2 separate regions of the Homo sapiens genome follow, and region 2 is linked to region 1. Evidence: chromatin contacts called from ENCODE POLR2A ChIA-PET data. All regions are on one chromosome and are shown on one strand. Each heading gives the region's core, a stretch centred on a gene start or an enhancer-like site at or near the end of the contact. The rest is flanking DNA. Distances are from core to core; before and after follow the strand shown. Region 1 holds the start of NMRK2 (nicotinamide riboside kinase 2). Region 2 overlaps ZFR2 (zinc finger RNA binding protein 2).

The links. ChIA-PET counts read pairs that join two places held with the same protein, here RNA polymerase II (POLR2A).
Region 2: POLR2A ChIA-PET joins it to region 1 with 25 read pairs in H1. The contact joins the enhancer-like site here to the promoter of NMRK2 in region 1. POLR2A ChIA-PET finds 5 or more read pairs at or near these places in 5 of 52 experiments (H1, HEK293, HEK293T and 2 more).

The regions. Positions count from the first base shown.
Region 1 is chr19:3,929,729-3,935,742 of GRCh38, reverse strand. NMRK2 (nicotinamide riboside kinase 2) reads right to left here and starts at 2,674. Exons shown (of 8, transcript NM_170678.3): 1 at 2,565-2,674; 2 at 2,046-2,285. The coding sequence starts at 2,071.
Region 2 is chr19:3,824,324-3,830,278 of GRCh38, reverse strand. ZFR2 (zinc finger RNA binding protein 2) reads left to right here. Exons shown (of 19, transcript NM_015174.2): 6 at 2,626-2,808; 7 at 4,872-5,049. Among named protein-coding and RNA genes, the nearest start is that of MATK, 41 kb to the right of the region's middle. Within about 2 kb of position 1,683, at least 2 of the 41 ENCODE cell types and tissues checked have a DNase peak (open chromatin) inside an H3K27ac peak, as active enhancers do.

The DNA of each region.
Region 1 (6,014 bases), core at 1,425-3,924:
CCAGGTGTGGTGGTGCATGCCTGTAGTCCTAGCTACTTGGGAGGCTGAGATGGGAGGATCGCCTGAGCCTGGGAGTTCGAGGCTGCAGTGAGCTGTGATCACCTCACTGCAGTTCAGTCTGGGTGAGAGTGAAACCCTGTCTTTAAATAAATAAATAAATACATAAATAGATAATATAAACAATTTTAGCTGGTCGTGGTGGGTCATGCCTGTAATCTCAGCACTTTGGGAGGCAGAGGCAGGCAGATCACCTGAGGTCAGGAGTTTGCGATCAGACTGGCCAACCTGGTGAAACCCTGTCTCTAGTAAAAATACAAAAATTAGCTGGGCGTAGTGGTGGGTGCCTATAATCCAAGCTACTAGGGAGGCTGAGGCAAGATAATCGCTTGAACTCAGGAGTCAGAGGTTGCAGTGAGCTGAGATTGTGCCACTCCACTCCAGCCTTGGTGACAGAACGAGATTTTGTCTCAAAAAAAAAAAAAAAAAAAAAAGACTGACGGAAAAAGAGGACACCTATATCATATCCAGAAGAGGCAGGTTAGAAAAATGCCTAATGTTGCTCAGGTGTGGTGGCTCCCACCTGTAATCCCAGCATTTGGAGAGGCTGAGGCAGGAGGATTACTTGATCCTGGGAGTTTCAGACCAGCCTAGGCAACATAGTGAGACTCCCATCTGTATTATAAAATTTAAAACCCAATTTTTAAAATGTAAGCCCCCAGGTATTAATAATTTTTTAAATAAAAATAAAAAGAAAGTGCCTGACATGAATCCAAGTTATTTTGTGCCCCGGGTGGGCTGTGACATTTGCAGCGCTGAGTGCAAAATGAAAATTCGAGGCTTCTTACTCGAAAAATATTAGGGGCAGGGCACGGTGGCTCACGCCTGTAATCCCAGCACTTTGGGAGGCTGAGACAGTTGGATCACTTGAGGTCAGGAGTTCGAGACCAGCCTGGCCAACATGGTGAAACCCCCCATCTCTACTAAAAACACAAAGTTTAGACAGGCATGTGGTTCACGCCTGTAATCCCAGCTACTTGGGAGGCTGAGGCAGGAGAATTGCTTGAACCCGGGAGGCGGAGCTTGCAGTGAGCCGAGATCACACCACTGCACTCCAGCCTGGGGCAACAGAGCAAGACTCTGTCTCAAACTACGACGGCAACAACAACACCCCCCCCCCAAAAAAAAAAACCCCAAAAAACAAAAAATATGAAATTCAAGAGGGAGTCCGGCTAGCATTAGACCAAGCTCCCGTCCCTTCTGAGGCGGGGGTGTGAGCCCCACAAAGCCAGCCGTGCTGGTTACAGAGAGTTTGAATCTCTTCTAGCCTGAGGTCGCCTGAGAGAGGCTCCAAAGGCACAGTCATGTGGAATGACATTTTGGGGACCCCATCCCACCTGCCCACGTGTCAGTCCCCGATTTAGCCAGGACAGCCACGAGGCGGGAGGAGGGTTCACTGGAGCTTTAGTTAATTTTCTGTCCCTACTGATTTTTTTTTTGAGACACAGCCTCACTCTGTCGCCCAGGCTGGAGTGAAGTGGCATGATCGCACTCACTGCAACCTCCATCTCCCGGATTCAAGCGATTCTCCCACCTCAGCCTCCCCAGTAGCTGGGATTACAGGTATGCACCACCGTGCCCAGCTAATTTTTGTATTTTTAGTAGAGACGGGGTTTCACCGTGTTGGCCAGGCTGGTCTCAAATTCCTGACCTCAGGTGATCCACCCGCCTCGGCCTCCCAAAGTGCCAGGATTCCAGGCCTGAGCCACCGTGTCTGGTCTATTTTTTTTTTATGCTGAGTATAATTGGAAGGTGGCGGGAATCATTTCCATTTAAAAAATGAAACACTGGGCTCAGTGTCCAGCCCCCCTTCCCACTGGGGACACCGAGACCCCCAGGGCAGAAAATCCTCCCTGCACTCTGACCTCGGGCGGCGTGTAGGTGACCTCAGGCGCCAGGCATCCCTCCATTCATTCCCGGGCCTCCCCCTCTGCGCGCACAGGGGGCTTTGCCCCGCAGGGCCGCCCACCAGGTCCCCCGGCGCTCACCCTCCGATGCCCACGATGAGCTTCATGCCGGTGCGGAGGGGCGGCGGGGACGACTTCCAAGGCAGCCCGGGTAGGGTGCGACCACGCAGTGCGCTCCGGAGTGCGTCCCGGCTTCATTGAGAAAACCTGGCGCCTTTATAGGTCTCGGCAGCCTGGAGGCCGCCCCGGGGGAGGCGGCCCCTGGGGATGGGGCGGAGGCGCCGGCACCTGTTCCCGCCGCCGAATGGAAATAGCTCCAGGCTGCCTTTTGCCTAAATTAGTCACGAGCTGGCCGGGCAGGGGGCTGCCTCTTCCCTCCTCCCACCTCCCTGCCCTCTCTCCACTCCCTCCTCCCCTCTCCTCCCCTTCTTACCCCCTCCTCCCTCCTCTCCACCCCCACCCTCTTCCCTCCTCCTGGCCAGAGAGCTCAGATCAGCAGCCCCACACTTTTCCCTCCCTAAAAATATCCCGCTCTCTGTGTCCTATGGCCTGACCCTGACATTAAGACTGGTTCTCGTGGCGTCAAGGAAGCGAACTCACCCACCCCCGCCCGCACAGCAGCCCTAGAGGCCGGGACCCTGCGGGGAGCTTCGTTTTCCAACGAGGTCAGGGCCAAGGTGGGCTTAAGATCCTTAGCAGTGAATCACAAGATAGCCTTGCCCAGGTGACCGGGGGCCCAGCCACAGGATCTCAGCGTGACACCAGGGACCATTCATCCCGTGCCTGCCTTGTGGGTGGAGTCATTTGACTGGGGGCCGGCGGGGCGGGGAGGGGGTAATGGGGAGGAATGACACTCTGCTGCTTCTCTCTTCTACTGGTAAAGGGAAAAAGTATTCTCTTATTAAATGTTTTAATTTTTTTTTTTTAATTTCAGATGGAGCCGGGTGCAGTGGCTCACGCCTGTAATCCCAGCACTTTGGGAGGCCGAGGCGGGCGGATCACGAGGTCAGGAGTTCGAGACCAGCCTGGCCAGCATGGTGAAACCCCGTCTCTACTAAAAATACAAAAAAAATTAGCTGGGCATGGTGGCACACGCCTGTAGTCCCAGCTACTTGGGAGGCTGAGGCAGGAGAATCGTTTGAACCTGGCAGGTAGAGGTTGCAGTGAGCTGAGATTGTGCCACTGCACTCCAACCTGGGCGACAGAGCGAGACTCCGTCTCAAAAAAATAAAATAAAATAAAATAAAAATAAATAAATTTGAAACAGAGTTTTGCTCTGTCACCCAGGCTGGAGTGCAGTGGTACCATCTTGGCTTACTGTAACCTCTGCCTTCCAGGTTCAAGCAATTCTCCTTCGTCAACCTCCCCAATAGCTGGGATTACAGGCGAGCACCAACACGCCCAGATAATTTTTGTATTTTTAGTAGAGACGGGGTTTCACCATGTTGGCCAGGCTGGTCTTGAACTCCTGACCTCAGGTGATCTGCCCGCCTCAGGCCTCCCAAAGTGCTGGGATTACAGGTGTGAGCCACCATGCCCAGCCTACATTTTTGAATTTTTTGAGACAGGGTCTCGCTCTGTGGCCCAGGCTGGAGTGTGGTGATGTGATCACAGCTCACTGCAGCCTCAACTTCTCACACTGGGGCGATCTTTCTGCTTCAGCCTCCCGAGCAGCTGAGACTACAGGTTCGCACCACCACACCTAACTTTAAAATTTTTTGTAGAGATGGGGTCTTGCCATGTTGCCCAGGTTGGTCTTGAACTCCTGGCCTCACGTGATGATTCCTCCAACTCGGCCTCCCAAAGTGCTGGGATTACAGGCATGTGACGCCTCTCCCCACCAGAAAATAATTTTTCTGATGCTTCTTAAAACAGTAAGGCTGACTTTGTTGAGGCGGGTGAGGGACTACTACCATGGGGTTTTGTAGTATGGGAGGGAGATTGAATTCAATCTTCTCCCTTTCCACCAATACAAGGAAAAGTGGGAAATTATAGCCCAGGAGCAGGGGGGTGATCAGAGGATGGGAAGTGACTAGGAAGGTGGGGTGATAGGATGGCCAAGTTTGTATGTCTGTATGCAGTAAGAGATCAATACACCAAAGAGAGAGAGAATTTTTAAGAGATGAGGTCTTGTTACATTGCCTAGGCGGGTCTCTAACTCCTGGCCTCAAGTGATCCTTCCTCCTTGGCCTCCCAAAGTACTGGGATTACAGGCTTAAGCCACCACGCCCGACCAATGATGTACTTTATGAGTCCTGTTAACAGAATTGTGACCCTGGACTTCAAGAGCTTTTGCAAAATGGACTGGAAATCTTGGGGTATTCATGAGGAAAGCTCAGAAAAAGCAGTCAGCCACAGGATCTGTGGCAGTGCAGCGGGGTGGCTATGTCTGTGGCCAGAGCTCCTCCAGGTGCTCAAGCAGGCACCCAGGAAAGCCCGGCTCCTGGGCTTCACCTCTGGCCCAGTTTCGGTGGCAAGAATTTCCTGGCAGCCTCTTGGTGGGGCACGTGGCCCAGGGCCTCAGGTGACAGTGACATGCCCAGATAAAGGCCCTGGCAGGGCACCTCTGGGAGGCCTCCCTGTGCCAGCCCACCCCGGCAGGAAGGAGAGGGAGAAGCCACAGGGGCTACAAATGCCTGCCAGTCCCCAAGCAGTCCCAGGTCCCAGGGTATTGATTAGCGACCTCACTGCCCCACGGTGCAGTGATCCCATTTACATGAAATGCCCAGGACACGTCAATCCACGAGGACAGGAAGGGGACGCGTGGGTGCCAGGGGCTGGGGGAGGTGGGTGGGGATGACTGTGGCTGCTGGGGACAGATTTACTTTTGGGGTAATGGAATGTTCTGGAATTTAATAGAGGTGGTATTTGCAAAACATTGTGAAGAATGTACTCTTAAAAATGGTTAATTTTAGGCCGGGTATGCTATGGTGGCTCACGCCTGTAATCCCAGCACTTTGGGAGGCTGAGGTGGGCGGATCACGATGTCAGGAGATCGAGACCACGGTGAAACCCCGTCTCTACTAAAAATACAAAAAAAAAATTAGCTGGGCGCAGTGGCGGGCGCCTGTAGTCCCAGCTACTCGGGAGGCTGAGGCAGGAGAATGGCGTGAACCCGGGAGACGGAACTTGCAGTGAGCTGAGATCGCGCCACTGCACTCCAGCCTGGGCGACAGAGTGAGACTACATCTCAAAAAGAATGAAAAAACAAAAAAATGGTTAATTTTATATTAAGTGACTCTCATCTTGATTTATTAAAAAAGTGTCTGTTTGGCCGGGCGCGGTGGCTCACGCCTGTAACCCCAGCACTTTGGGAGGCCGAGGCAGGCGGATCACGAGGTCAGGAGATTGAGACCATCCTGGCTAACACGGTGAAACCCTGTCTCTACTAAAAATACAAAAAATTAGGTGGGCACGATGGCAGGCGCCTGTAGTCCCAGCTACTCAGGAGGCTGAGGCAGGAGAATGGCATGAACCCGGGAGGTGGAGCTTGCAGTGAGCCGAGATGGCGCCACTGCACTCCAGCCTGGGCGACAGAGCCAGACTCCGTCTCAAAAAAAGAAATGTTTGCAGTGGCTCACTACTGTAATCCCAGCATTTTAGGAGGCCAAGGTGGGAGGATCGCTTGAGGCCAGGAGTTCAAGACCAGTCTGGGCAACGTTGTGAGACCCCCGCCTCCTTGCCCCCCACCATCTCTACCAAAAAAAAAAAAAATTAGCTGGGTGTGGTGGCCTGCTTCTGTAGTACCAGCTACTTGGGAGGCTGAGGCAGAAGGATCCCTTGAGCTCAGGAGGTTGAGGCTGCAGTGAGCTGAGATTGCATCACTGCACTCTAGCCTGAGCAACAGAGGAAAACCCTGATTAAAAAAAAAAAAAAAAGCCTGGGCACGGTGGCTCACCCCTGTACTCCCAGCACTTTGGGAAGCCAAAGCAGGAGAACCACCTGCGGTCAGGAGTTCGAGACCAGCCTGGCCAACATGGCGAAACCCCATCTCTACTTAATACAAAAATTAGCCGGGCGTGGTAGCGCGCGCCTGTAATCCCAGCTACT
Region 2 (5,955 bases), core at 434-2,933, 100 kb after region 1:
CAATAGAGATGGGGTCTCACTATGTCGCCCAGGTCCAGTCTCGAACTCCTGGGCCCAAGCGATCCTCCTACCTCAGCCTCCTGAGTAGCTGGGATTACAGGTGCACACCACCATGCCTGGCTATTTAAAAAAAAATTTTTTTGTAGATACAGGGTCTCACTATGTTGCCCAGGCTGGTCTCGAACTCCTAAGCTCAAGGAATTCTTCTGCCTCAGCCTCCCATAGTGCCAGGATGACAAGCTGAGTCCCTGCGCCAGGCCCGTGTGGGTTATTTAATCCTTATATCTGCCTTGTGGCTACCATCTCTGTGTGGCAGATAAAATCCCAGAGGCTCAGAAAGGGTCAGTACTTTGAGGAACTCAGAGTCAGTTTTAGTGACCCAGGCAGAAATCAAACCAAGATGTGTTGAAGCCCACGTGGCTAATTACTGCAGTATACGCCAAAAGTGCACAAAGACAGCCTACTGGCTGGGTGCAGTGCCTCATGCCTGTAATCCCAGCACCTTGGGAGGCCGAAGCCGGTAGATCGCTTGAGCCCAGGAGTTCGAGACCAGCCTGGGCAACATGGGTGAAACCCTGTCTCTAAAAAAAATTTAAAAATTAGCTGGGCATGGTGGTACGCACCTATAGTCCTGGCCACTTTGAAGGCTGAGGTGGGAGGATCGTTTGAGCCCAGGAGTCCAAGGCTGCAGTGAGCTATGATCACGCTACTGCACCCCAGCCTGGGCGACAGGGCGAGACCCTTTGTCCACAAAAAAACAAAACCCCCCAAAAACCAACAACAACAACAACAACAAAACACACACACACACACACACACACACAAACCTACCTATAGTCCCCCATAATCCCTCCACCCTGAAATGATTTAGCGGTAGCATCTTGGTGTGTATCCTTCCAGAGTCTTCTCTATTCCACAGGCAGTCTCTCTTTCTAAGTTAGTATGTGTGCACAGGGATGCGTATTTATTCTATTGCTTAGGTAATATATTTATGAGGTTCAAGACTGCTAAATTCCAGGCTGGGCGTGGTAGCTCACACCTGTAATCCCAGCACTTTGGGAGGCTGAGGTGGGAGGATCGCCTGAGGTCAGGAGTTCAACACCAGCCTGGCCAACATGGTGAAACCCCGTCTCTACTAAAAATACAAAAATTAGCCAGGCGTGGTGGCAGACGCCTGTAGTCCCAGCTACTTGGGAGGCTGAGGCAGGAGAATGGCGTGAACCTGGGAGGCGGCGGCTGCAGTGAGCTGAGATCGCGCCACTGCACTCCAGCCTGGGCAACAGAGCAAGACTCCGTCTTAAAAAAAAAAAAAAAAAGATTCCTAAGTTCCAGAGAGCATGCATACAGTAAAATGTATGCCTCTCCCACGTCCTATTTTTCTTCCCTAAAACCAGACAATGTCTCTGAGTTCTTGTGTGCCAAGCCGGTGGCCTGCAGGTGACGGGGCAGTGCCCACTGTGCCCCAGTATTTTCAGGGGCATTTTTCAGTCTGCAGAATGTTTATTCTTGGCATTGTCAGGGCGTGTTGGTTTCGTGGCCCTCCTGCCACGTCTTGTCTGTGGCCGGCTTCATTTGAGGATTTCAAGCAGCACACCCAGGATTCTGCCTAAGGGCTTGGCTGTCGCTTCCCCAGACGCAATCAGATATTTTGGGCCCAGTAGTACCGGATGCGTAGGCCTGTGACTCACGGTGGCTTCCCCCGGGTGGAGCCCCTGTGTCTATTAGCAGTTTCCTAAGATGGAAGTGTACGTGACTATCCTTCGGGCAGCAGGTGCCCTTGCTTGGTTTCTGACGTTGAATTCTGAAGTCAGAATTTTCTGTATACAGCAGCCCCCAAAAGGAATGTGTGATGCATGGAGCATGCTTTCCAAAGAAACTCCTTGAATTCCAGAAGAAGGAAGAAACCTTATGTCTAGCAGTCTGAGCCTGTGGGTTTGTTACGTGGGCTTCATAAAGGGACACTTGAATTAGCTACGCGTGGTGGTGTGCACCTGTAGTCCCAGCTACTTGGGAGGCTGAGGCGGGAGAATCGCTTGAACCCAGGAGGTGGAGGTTGCAGTGAGCTGAGATCACGCCACTGCACTCCAGCCTGGGTGACAGAGTGAGACCCTGTCTCGAAAAAAAAAAAAAAAATTTGAGACGTCTATAGTAAGAAGATAGGCTGGGCGCGGTGGTGCGCTCCTGTCATCCCAGCACTTTGGGAGGCCAAAGCAGGTAGATACTTGAGGTCAGGAGTTCGAGACCAGCTTGGCCAACAGAGTGAAACCCCGTCTCTACTAAAAATACAAAAATTAGCCGGGTGTGGTGGCACCCGCCTGTAGTCCCAGGTACTTAGGAGGCTGAGGCGGGAGAATCACTTGAACCCAGGAGGCAGAGGTTGCAGTGAGCTGAGATCGTGCCACTGCACTCCAGCCTGGGCAACAGAGCGAGACTCCATCTCAAAAAATAAAAATAAGAAAAATAAAGGGACACTGGAACCTCCATGGCACCAGGGAATGGAGGGTTGGGGACAGCGGGCCTCTGTTACCACCGAGTTCCCTCGCGCTAAGCCGGGGGCCTGCAGGGGAGGGGACAGTGGCCAGTGTGCAAACCCCCGCCCAGGCTGCCTCTCACCCCTTGCCGCAGACCTACCGGGAACATCTGGGAGGGCAGAAGCACAGAAAGAAGGAGGCGGCCCAGAAGACAGGCGTGCAGCCCAACGGGAGCCCGCGCGGGGTGCAGGCGCAGCTGCATTGCGACCTGTGCGCCGTGTCCTGCACCGGGGCGGACGCCTACGCGGCCCACATCCGGGGATCCAAGCACCAGAAGGTACGGCCCCGCCCGGCCCAGGCTCTGCCACCCTGGGGAGAAGGCCCCCAGGTCAGCACTTGGGACCCACAGAGGTACCTGGGGAGATCAGAGGGAGCTGGGAGAAGCCTCCCCAAGTGGAGCGCGCCCCAAGGGCCAGCCGCCCAGGCCCATGCGTCCTCATCTTCAAGGATCCAAACTCCTTTCCAGTTATTTTATTTTAGTTTTCATTTTATTATTTTTTTTAATGGGGACAAAGTCTCGTCCTGTTCCCCAGGCTGGGATGCAGGGGCACAATCTCGGCTCACTGCAACCTCTGCCTCCTGGGTTCAAGCAATTCTCATGCCTCAGCCTCCTGAGTAGCTGGGATCACAGGCATCCGCCACCGCACCCGGCTAATTTTTGTGTTTTCAGTAGAGACGGGGTTTCACCATGTTGGCCAGGCTGGTCTCGAACTCCTGACCTCAAGTGATCTGCCCGCCTCAGCCTCCCAAAGTGCCGGGATTACAGGCGTGAGCCACCGTGCGGGGACTCCTTTCCACTTATAAAAAGGGTTCCTGCTCATTGCACAAAAACATGAAGTGGCCGAGACACTCACACCCGGACTTCCAAGAAAGCTTGGCATTCGGGCGTGGTGACAGACAGGGCTTGCCCTGTGATGAGACCCAATGCTGTGTTCCCTTTGAGGTCTTGCTCTTCACACTCCCTGCTGTAGTATCACTGTTCTCCTGAGGCCTTAGTAAGGTCTGGGTCAGGCCGGGCGTGGTGCCTCACGCCTGTAATCCCGGCACTTTGGGAGGCCGAGGCGAGTGGATCGCATGAGGTTGGGAGCCTGAGACCAGCCTGGCCAACATGGTGAAACCCCGTCTCTACTGAAAAATACAAAAATTAGCCGGGCGTGGTGGGTGCGTGCCTGTAATCTCAGCTACTCAGGAGGCTAAGGCAGGAGAATTGCTTGAACCCGGTAGGTGGAGGTTGCAGTGAGCTGAGATCTCGCCACCGCACTCCAGCCTGGGCGACAGAGCAAGGCTCTGTCGCCAAAAGAAAAAAAAAAGAGGCCTGGGTTTCGTCATGTTCGGCGGGGAGGGGATGGAGTCCCCACCTGAGAGCAGGGAGGGGACAGCTGGCTTGTGCTGTAGCCCGGGCTGTCAGGCTGAGCCACCCTGAGAGGCCTGGCTGAGGACCTGGCTTCTCTCCCCCAGCTGCCTGGAGGCTCATCCAGGGCCTCATTCCCTGGCTCGGCTCAGGACAGCTTGCTGAGGGCCCGTGTGAACCCACAGGGGAAAGAGGAATGAGCAGGGAGGCATGGAGGAGGGAAGGAGCGGGGCAGAGAAACGGGGGAAGGAGACTTGGCCTGGGGACCGGAGAGCTAGGGGCCGGTGGGGCAGAGCTGCAGGTGTCACCCCCACAGGCTGGGGCTCAGTCTGGGGGTCAGGCAGGCCCTGCTGCCCGTTGTGGGGTTGGGGGGTACAGGGCAGGTCTTGTACCAGGGTACAGCGTGTCAGAGACAGAGCTGGGAAGTGTGTCTGAGATGGTCCCCAGCACACACACAGTGGCCCTGTGCACACGGAACCTTTGCCAGAAACACCTTGTACCTAGAGGTGCTGAGAATGGGGCACGGCCAGAATACGGACGTGACCATGTGCACACGTGCGTGCAGAACGTGGGTGTCCGTCCAGGGACACGTGCACACCCACCATCCATCCACACATGCTGAGTCCCGGGCAGTCAGGGAGCACTAGGCTGGGGCTTGGGAGGCTGAGAAACGGCCCCACCTGGCAGCCCACGTGGTGGAGGAGGAGGAAGAGCGTCCGTGTGAGCCGGTGAGCCACGTGCTCACACACTAGAGGAGTGTCACCGTGCTAGAGAAGTCACAAGCACGTGTGCAAGGCAGGAGGCCACCTGGGAAGGGCCTTCTGGAGTGGGTGTTATCCAGAGAGCAGGAGGAGAGAAGAGAGGGGGGTCCCTGGGACCGGCCAGCCCACACTCGCGCTGCACGCCCGTGGAGGCCCTTCCTGCCTCTTGAAAAAGGCCATCAGGCTGGGAGCGGCCCTCACGCGGGAGCCCGGCTCTGTCTGTTGCAGGTCTTCAAGCTGCACGCCAAACTGGGGAAGCCCATTCCCACCCTCGAGCCTGCACTGGCCACAGAGAGCCCCCCCGGGGCAGAGGCCAAGCCCACGTCCCCCACTGGCCCCAGCGTGTGTGCCTCGAGCAGGCCAGCGCTGGCCAAGAGACCCGTGGCCTCGAAGGCCTTATGCGAGGGTACGTGTGTCTGTATGCGTGTTCGTGTACCCACCAGAGCCCTGGCCGCCTAGTGAAAGTTTCGTGAGAAAATCTACCATCCAGTCGATTTTCGTCATGTCTTCCCGGGGGGTGGTGAGGGGCTGGCTGGTGCCGTCTCTCCCTTATTCCTGCAGAGCAAGATGGCCTCCCACTGGCCCACACCGCCCTGAACCTTGGAGACCCTTTGAGACCATTTCCAGAGAGTGCTGGCAGAACCAATAAAATGGTAATGCCATTTCTTCCTGTAGAGTTTTTTTGTTTTGTTTTGGTTTGAGATGGAGCCTCGCTCTGTCCTCCAGGCTGGAGTGCAGTGGTGCGATCTCAGCTCACTGCAACCTCTGCCTCCTGGGTTCAAGCGATTCTCCTGCCTCAGCCTCCTGAGTAGCTGGGACTATAGGCATGCACCACCACGCCCGGCTAATTTTTGTATTTTTCGTAGAGACAGGGTTTCACCATGTTGGCCAGGCTGGTCTCGAACTCCTGACCTCAAGTGATCCACCAGCCTCGGCATTCCAAAGTGCTGGGATCACAGGCGTAAGCCACTGCGCCCGGCCTCTTCTGGTAGAATCTGGCCTGGTGCCGGGTGCTGGGGTTCTCTGGAAGCCCTCACCCTGCACCTACAGGGTTCCCTGGGCTGCCACCTCCACTGTGCTCCCCTGCATGCCCTGGTGCTCACGGTGAACAAATTGGGCTCAGAATCAGAGTTATATGGGTACCAGGAAATGAAGGTGGAATCCTCACACCCCTCTGCCTGTGACCCTACCTTCCCTGCGTGCAAAGCCCCAGCTGTCAGAGCTGACCCGCGTTAACTAGGATTACATGCCAGGCGTCTGCTCACTGCTTTGTGTGCATTGCTTCGCTTTACCTCCACGACAACTCTTTTTT